2 separate regions of the Homo sapiens genome follow, and region 1 is linked to region 2. A link is a contact called in ENCODE Hi-C or POLR2A ChIA-PET data. All regions are on one chromosome and are shown on one strand. The core of a region is the stretch at or near the end of the contact, and the rest is flanking DNA. Distances in the headings are between cores, read along the strand shown.

Region 1 (4,204 bases), core at 647-3,146, 450 kb after region 2:
TGAAACCCCATCTCTACTAAAAATACAAAAATTAGCCAGGTGTGGTGGCGGGCGCCTGTAATCCCAGCTACTCGGGAGGCTGAGGCAGTAGAGTCGCTTGAACCTGGGAGGTGGAGGTTGCAGTGAGCCGAGATGGTGCCACTGCATTCCAGCCTGGATGACAGAGCGAGACTCCATCTCAAAAAGAGAAAGTGTCCTACAGGTCTTTTCCCACAAAGTATGTGGGTCATTGTCTCAGTCTGTTCAGGCTGCTATAACAAAATACCACAAACTGGGTGGCTAATAAACAACAGGAATTTATTTTTCACAGTGCTGTAGGCTGGGAATTCCAAGATCAAGGTGCCGGCAGATTCAGTGTTTGGGGTAGGCCCACTTTTTGGTCCATAGATGGTGCCTTATTGCTCTGTTCTCACATGGAAGAAGGGGCAAGGCAGCTCTCTGGAGCCTCTTTTCCGAGGGCACTAATCCTATTCATGAGGGAGGGTTCCTGCTGATGACCTAATCACCTCCCAGAGGCCCTACCTCCTAACACCACCACACTGGTGATTAGGTTTCAACGCATACATTTTATGTGGAGAGAAACATTCAGACCACAGCAGTAGTGAAAGAGAAAAGAGGTTTGAAATGCCTAGAGTTATACCCGGGCATGTGGGAAGTAATCAGCTGTGAAATTGTTAAGGTAAGGATTTGGTTCTTATTAATGACTAGCCAACATGGTTCTCTCCTGGTTGGAAAAAGCTTGATAATAAAACTATAAAACTTCCATCAGTTTTTAAAAGGGAAGTGTAGGAATAAATCTGTCGTAGTACTTTAAATAGGAAGTTATGTCTAAGTGTAAATTACTACATGTTATGTATCACAACATATGGATCACATAACATGATATTAAATGATTATGAAGCTGAAAGACATTTTCTAAACAATCAGAAATTAAGAAACAAGTATTGATCAACCATGCTAGAAGACAGATTGAATTATCTTTATATCCTCTTTGGAGAAAATATTACAAAATTGTTGTCACATGAAGAAGGGATCAATAAGCATGTGGGCAATAATGTAGGAAAAAATACAAATGTGTGGCAGGCATTATTTAATAAAAATGTTATACCTTTTTGGAAAGAGATAACATGAGATGTACACATTACAGCCATTGTATCATACACAAAAATTGAATACCCTTTTTGTTTTTCATAACATTGAAATTTTGGAGTTCACGTCAGGTGTTTTGTAGATTGTCCTACATTTTGAATACATCTGATTGTTTCTTCATGGTTAGATTCAGGTTAGACATTTTTTGCAAGAAGACCATATAGGCGAAGTTTTTCCTTTTTCATACGCATTACATCAGGAGGCATATGAGATCAGATGGCCATTTATTGGTAATGCTACTTCTGGTTATTTGGTTAAGACGGAGCATATATCTTTAAGTTGTTAATCACACAGCCACTGTATCCAGACTGCTGAGAAGCAAACTATCAGGCAAAATTCAGGGCGCGCAGCAGGAGGCAGTCGCTTTCCCGGCTCTGGGGAAAACGATCCAACCACGCCCACTCTCCTGCCCGCCCGCGCCTCCTTTCCGGGAAAATGGGCTCTGAGAACCAGAGCGCCCTTTCTCCCACGCGCCCAAATCTTTTCCCATCAGCATGCGTGCGCTTGCGCAGTCTCCAGGCGGCTCCTTTCCAGCGCCCGACCGCTTCTTTCTCCTGCTCTCCTCCGGCTTCCCCTCAGCTCTAGCTTTTCCCTAAGGGGTCATCACAGGGCGCCAAACGCGCGTCCGCGGGAAGGCCGGGGGCGGAGCGCGGCGCGGCGCGGCACGTCAGTGGCCTTCCGGCCGGAAGTCCGCAGCCTCCCGAGCCGCTGATTGGCTTTCAGGCTGGCGCCTGTCTCGGCCCCCGCGCCAGTTTTGGGCTGGTTGGCGCGGAATCGGGAGATTCGGGACCATGGCACCTGTGCACGGCGACGACTGTGAGATAGGGGCGAGTGGTGAGGGACAATTCCGCGCGCGGGGCTCCGGGTTGGGACAGTGGCATGATTGCCGGTGGTGGGGGTTCTGAGGGAGGCGCACACCCGGGTTTGTTTGGGCGCAGACCTTGGTCGTCCCCGGCGGGGGCCCTTCTGGCGTCGGACCGGGCTTCCTTTAGGCGCGGTTTGCTCTTGGAGGACCAGAGCCTGGAGGGATTTTTGTTTGGGAGGCTGTCTCACCTCTGCCACTGAGAGTCTCCACAGTCGATTGCGTTTCTATTTCTTTTGGTGAGTTGCACCCACGTGCTGGGTATAACTTTATTGAGACTGGCCCCGTGGGGCCGAAAGTATTTCACTGCGATCTCCCTAAGTATCCACTTGAAGGCTTGAACAGAACAGATCTGTGTCCCTTTTTGTAGGAACTTCCAGGAAAATTTTATACATTGTAACTAAGCAGGAAAGAAAGCTCTAAGTGCTGTCATCGGGGAATAACGCGTTTTGTATTTTTAGGTAATGGGTTTCTACTTTATGCATTAACAATTTTTCTTTCAGATTCTTTGGAAAGTTCTTCAAGTGCTGCGTAGAAATCCTGTTCACAATCTAGTCATTCCTGGTGAAGTTTCAAAAAAATGGCATCAATTTAGGGCATTTCGGATCCCCTGTATATCACTCCGTTTGTCAGGGGTGTCTTTTATTTCCAAAAATAGAATACAAAAATGCAAATAGATTTGTCTGATTTTTTAAGTGTTCAACTAAAGCGTGACTTCAGTTAACTTCTAACTTAAAATCAGATGCTTCACTTTGTTAGCTCAAGCGTCACCTCTCCTGTCATTCAGATACATCACCATTAATGAGAACTCGCTTCCTAATCAGCTTCCTTTGCATTCACCTAGTTGTGAGTCACAGATTTCAATTTGTTCTAGCCGTTCGTTTTTTAAGACTATTTTGGAGAGTCGACCTGCCTGGATTACAGATAGGATGTTGGGTGTAAGTATGTGAACGAACAGTCTTTGCAGGCCTCTATCAGTGATTTGCCACTAAGCCCTTTCTTCATCCTAAAAACTACGTCATCTATGAACATCAGGAAATCACTTTGGAGGATACTGTGCAATCTTGAGACTCCTCTTAGGTCATGGTGTTCATTAAGTAGTTGCTGGGGACTTGTGACTGGAATTTTTCCTTTAGAGCAGACTGAAGGATTGTTACCTGAAAGACTGCTGTAAGCTAGTGTCTGTCTGCTTTTGGGGAGGATAGAGATACTCCAGATGGTAATTTTGAAACAAATATTTAAACCTTTGTAGCTGGATTTTTTTCATGCTTATTCTTTTTTTGCTAAGTTACCTACGTGAAGCATTGGAGACATACTCCAAAAAACAAAATGTAGGCTTTTTTTTTTCTTCAGTATTAGCAGGCAGGGCACCTTGATAATGGCAGTGAAAAGTTGAAAGGTCTGTAACTAGCTGTTACTATATATGAAAAAAGATCAGGGAATTTTTATTTATTTATTTATTTTTGAGACAAAGCTTCCCTCTTGTTGCCCAGACTGGAGTGCAGTGACGTGATCTCAGCTGGCTGCAACCTCTGCCTCCTGGGTTCAAGCAGTTCTGCCTCAGCCTCCCGAGTTGCTGGGATTACAGGTGCCCACCACCACACCGGCTAATTTTTTGTATTTTCAGTAGAGACAGGGTTTCACCATGTTGGCCAGGCTGGTCTTGAACTCCTGATGTCAGGTGATCCACCTGTCTCTTCCTCCCAAAGTGATGAGATTACAGGCATGAGCCACTGCGCCCGGCCAGGGAAAGTTTAATGATCAAAAAAGCAGGTACAGTGGTTCATTCATTGGTTCATTCAGCAAATATTTATTATATACCTACTAGGTATAAGCCTTCTGCCAGGCTCTGGCATTATGATGGTGGGTAGGCTGGACATGGTTTGTCTTCATGAAGTACAGATGGTAAACATCTAATCATATGCAGAAAACGGCTTTGCTTTGTTTTTGCCTTCTAAAGCTAGACCTTGGTACTCTTAGGTATGGTGTGTGTGGGGTATGTGGATGTGTGTTTGACTTCACACGCGGAAGCGTTACATGAGCCGCTCCTATATTGCTAAGTGCAAAGTAAGATAGGCATCTTCATGTAATCCTTAACAGATTTTGAAGCAGACATGATTATCCCCATTTCACAGATGTGGACCCTGAGGCTCTGCATCAGTCAGAGCCCCTATCTGTAAGCTGCAGGAACCA
Region 2 (4,606 bases), core at 1,173-3,672:
TCAGCCACCTCAGCCTCCTGAGTAGCTGGAATTACAGGTGTACACCATCATGCCTGGCTAATTTTTATATTTTTTTTGTAGAGACAAGGTTTCCCCATGTTGCCCAGGCTGGTCTCGAACTCTTGAGCTCAAGTGACCCACCCGCCTTGGCCTAAGTGCTGGGATTACAAGCATGAGACACTGTGCCTGGCCACATTGTGATTTTTCTATTGTATTTCATGAAGACATTCATTTATCTAAATATGGCACTAAAAGCACAAGAAACAAAAGAAAAAATAGATAAATTGAACTTCATCTAAATTAAAAGCTTGCATGTTTCAGGGGACATTATCAAGAAAGTGAAAAGATGGGGGAAAGTTTTGAAAATCATACATATGATGAGGGTTTAATATCCAAAAAATATAAAGAACTCCTACAACTCAAGTACAAGCAAACGACCCAATTTTTAAATGGGCAAAAGACTTAAATAGACATTTCTCCAAAGAAGACTTAGACATGGACCAAAAGCACATGAAAAGATGCTCAACGTCATTAGTCATTAGGTAAATGCAAATTAAAACCACAATGAGATGTTACTTCATACCCACCAGGATGGTTATTATAAAAAAATGGAAATAACAAGTGTTATGGGGATACAGAGAAATTGGAACCCTTGTATATTGCTGGTAGGAATGTAAAACGTTGCAGCTGCTGTGGAAAACAGTATGGTGGTTTTTAAAAAGTTAAACATAGAATTACCATATGATCCGGCCTGGCTCACACCTGTAATCCCAGCACTTTGGGAGGCCAAGGTGGGCAGATCATTTGAGGTCAGGAGTTCGAGACCAGCCTGGCCAACATGGTGAAACTGCGTCTCTACTAAAAATACAAAAATCAGCCGAGCGTGGCGGTGCATACCTGTAGTCCCAGCTACTTGGGAGGCTGAGGCAGGAGAATCGCTTGAACCCAGGAGGTGGAGATTGCAGTGAGCCGAGATCATGCCACTGCACTCCAGCCTAGGCAACAGAGTGAAGACTGTCTCAAAAAAAAAAAAAAAAAAAATTACCATATGATCCAATACTTCCAATCTGAGGTATATACCCCAAAGAATTGAAAACAGGAACTAAAGTTCTGATACATGTTACAACATGAATGAACCTTGAAAATGTTGTGTTAAATGAAACATACCAGATGTAAAAGGACAAATAATATATTATCCACTTATATGAAACATCTGGAATAGGCAAATTCATAGAGGCAGAAGGATAGAGGTTACCAGGGGCTGGGGAGAGAAAGAATGGGAAACTATTGCCTATGCTACAGTTTTTGCTTGGGATGATGAAAAAGCTCTAGAAATAGATAGTGGTGATATTTAAACAACTTTTTTTTTTTTTTTTTTTTGAGATGAAGTCTTACTCTGTTGCCCAGGCTGGAGTGCAGTGGCGCTATCTCGGCTCACTGCAACCTCTGCCTCCAGGGTTCAAGCGATTCTCCCACCTCAGACTCCTGAGTAGCTGGGATTACAGGCACCCTCCATTGTGCCTGGCTAATTTTTGTAGAGACAGGGTTTCACCATGTTGGCCAGGCTGGTCTTGAACTCCTGACCTCAGGTGATCCACCCGCCTTGGCCTCCCAAAGTGCTGGGATTACAGGCGTGAGCCACCGCATCTGATCTAAACAACATTTTAAATATACATAATGCCACAGAATTGTACACTTAAAGTGATTACAATGATATATTTTAGGATATGTACATTTTACCATTTACCAAGAAATATTGTGATATAAATTTACTTATCAAAATCCACCAAGTTATTTTGATCCACGAATAAGTCACATACAATAGGTAGAAAAGCACTGCTAGATTATCTTTAATAACAACCTAGATATTTTAGCCATATGAAGAAAGGTTTAAAAGTTATGAATTGGTACATTGTGAATGGCGCAGCCACGTTTTTTTGAAGTATATTTTGTTAGGCACAAATGATCACATGTTGAATTTATCAGTTGTGATGCTAACTTAAGGGACCCTTAGTGTAGAATGACTGTTCTCTTAGTAAAACATCCTGGCTTGCGTGCAAAAACCTTACATGTCGTTATAATTTGCCACCATACGTGTCAAAATCTGCAAGAAAATTTGAAAATCATCTAAATCACTTAGAATGGTAACAGAACGGAAATTAATCATAATTTTTTAAAGAACAATTGCATAATACGCAAAAATTCCCTATTAACAAGAATATTTGATTGGCTGCTTAAATCTTTATTACCAGAGTTTGTTGTGTTAGGTGCTATTCTCAAGGGGCTGGGGACCCTTGTTCACAGTGATGGGTGCCACCTACTGGATATACTAATATTTTCTCTGACAACATCAGAAATTCTCTTTCAGGACTCTTTTGGAAGCGAGTATTCCCTCCCTTCCCTTCCCCCTATCCCACTCCCACTAGCCCCATGTTAACACAGCTGGAACGGAACACAGAATTCCCATGAGGCTATGACAGGCAGCTTCTGACCTGGATCCCCTGAGTGTGGGCTACACTAGTGACTTGCTTCTAATGAACAGAATAGGACAAAAATGATGGGATGTCCCATCTGAGATTAGGTTACAAAACACCGTGACCTTTTTTTTTTTTTTTTTTTTTTTGAGACATGGTCGTGCTCTGTCGCTGAGTCTGGAGTGCAGTGGCATGGTCACAGCTCACTGCAGCCTCAACCTCCCGGGCTCAAGCCATCCTCCCTAATAGCTGGGACTATAGGCACATGCCACCACTCCCAGCTCATTTTTGTATTTTTTTGTGAAGACAGGGTTTTGCCATGTTGGCCAGGCTGGTCTCAAACTCTGGTCCTCAAGTGATCCGCCCACCTCGGCTTTCCAAAGTGCTGGGATTACAGGCATGAGCTACCACGCCTGGCCAAGACTGTGGCTTCTGTCTTGATTGCAAACTGTCTCTGATGCCTCTTGCGTGCTTGTTCTGAGGAAGCCAGCTACCATGCTGTCAACCACCCCATGCAGAGGTTCACATGGCCAGGAACTGAGAACAGCTTCTGGCCAACAACCAGCAAGAAACTGACGCCCTCAGGGGAACCAAGGCCCTTAGTCCAACAGCTTGTGAGAAACGGAATCTGGCCAACAACCACGTGAGTGAATTTGCAAACAGATCCTTCCCTTGTGAAACCTTTAGATGAGCCAGTAGCCCCGGTGAACATTCTGATTGCAGCCCTGGGAGAGACCCTGATTCCTGCAGCATAGAAACTGTGAGAAAAGAAATGTGTCGTTTTGAGCCATTACGTTTTAGGATAATTTGTTATGCAGCAGTAGGTAACTAATTCAGGGGCCCAAACTAATTCTGATGGATTTTCAAAAGCTTTAGAAGTTTCCTGTTTGAATTTGGCTTCATAAGCCTCAGTAAAAACTTTCTACTGTGCTTGCTCGTTTAGCCTGTTAGACCTTGTGTTCCCAGGGGAAAACTTTTGGACGCTTCTGGGGCCACTCAGTCTGTAGTCCTGCAAAGATGTCACAAAAGGTAAATCTTGATCATATACCATGTGAATGAGTGTTCGAAGGTTAGGTACACTTTCCAGAGGAACATGTATTTTTTTTTTTAATCATTAATTTTCTGTTGCAAGAGTATAACATGAATACACTCTCCTTATGAAAATAAGTACGTTATAAATAGAGTCCTCTTTGACAGTAACTCAATCTAGGTCCCTCTCCTCCCCACCTGTCCCCACCCTCAGTTATGAGTTTGGAGTAAATCTTTCCAGACCTAAAAAAAAAAAATTACATAAACACATGTGTTTGTTTTTGCAACAATGATACTCTCCTTCCATATCATTCACTTTTTTCATTACTCACTTTTTTCCACTCAACCATCTCATTCAGTTTTGAAATCCCTGTTGCTACATGTGGATCTAGTTAATTCTTAGCTATAAAAAAATGAAAACTTATTTTCCCACTGATGACTTATAGGTTGTTTCTAGATTTTCATTTTTTCCACACGATGCTACAGTGAACACCGCCTGCTTGTCCATGTCAGAGTGTCCTTTTCTAGGGAAGACACCTAAGACAGGAAATGTTGGGGAGGGGAGGGGAAATCATGTGAACATTTTAAAGACTTAGACACACTCCCAAATTGCTCACCAAAATGACCGTGCCAATTTATACTTCCTGCAGTAATGAAATTGCCTGTTTGCCCCAATCTTTGCCAAAATGTCATATTTTCCAATCTGGCAGGTGAAAATGATTTCTTGTTGTTTTAGTTTGCATTCCCCTGGTTATTAGTGAGGCTGACAATCTTTTCATATATTAATTGGCAGGTCCTCTCCCTTTTTACAGGGCTCCTATGAGAGGAGTTGTGTGTGTCTGTGTGGGGGTGTGGGGGTGGGGATTGGATTTGAGCCTTGGTGCCAACTACTTGGGGGAGTTGCATACCAGTTCTGAGAACATGAGCTGCCATTGCTGATGGCACTGGAGGAGACTGTGAGAAACTGAGATCACAGACAGCCTCTCCCTCTGGGGTGAGGAGGAGCCACTGCTTTCAGCAAGGTCACCAATCTAAAGAGAGCCACTGGGGTTATGCAGTCCACAAAGTGCTTGCTCACACCCACTGTGTGAAGGCAATGACAA

The links. Hi-C counts contacts between places; a loop is a spot of excess contacts on that map. ChIA-PET counts read pairs that join two places held with the same protein, here RNA polymerase II (POLR2A). Pooled maps may share reads with other maps.
Region 1: a pooled map shows a loop between it and region 2 (5-fold over the local background). The contact joins the promoter of POLA1 here to the enhancer-like site in region 2. A Hi-C loop is called at or near these places in 1 of 168 maps with a recorded cell type or tissue (chondrocyte), 2 of 37 single-sample maps with no recorded cell type and 4 of 50 pooled maps. POLR2A ChIA-PET finds 5 or more read pairs at or near these places in 2 of 52 experiments (GM12878 and endothelial cell of umbilical vein).

The regions. Positions count from the first base shown.
Region 1 is chrX:24,692,022-24,696,225 of GRCh38, forward strand. POLA1 (DNA polymerase alpha 1, catalytic subunit) reads left to right here and starts at 1,897. Exons shown (of 37, transcript NM_001330360.2): 1 at 1,897-1,983. The coding sequence starts at 1,941. RefSeq lists enhancers at 1-366, 2,069-2,158 and a silencer at 1,719-1,878.
Region 2 is chrX:24,239,934-24,244,539 of GRCh38, forward strand. No RefSeq gene overlaps it. Among named protein-coding and RNA genes, the nearest start is that of SUPT20HL2, 72 kb to the right of the region's middle. RefSeq lists an enhancer at 2,798-2,877. Within about 2 kb of position 2,423, at least 6 of the 41 ENCODE cell types and tissues checked have a DNase peak (open chromatin) inside an H3K27ac peak, as active enhancers do; they include GM12878, where a contact is called at or near this core.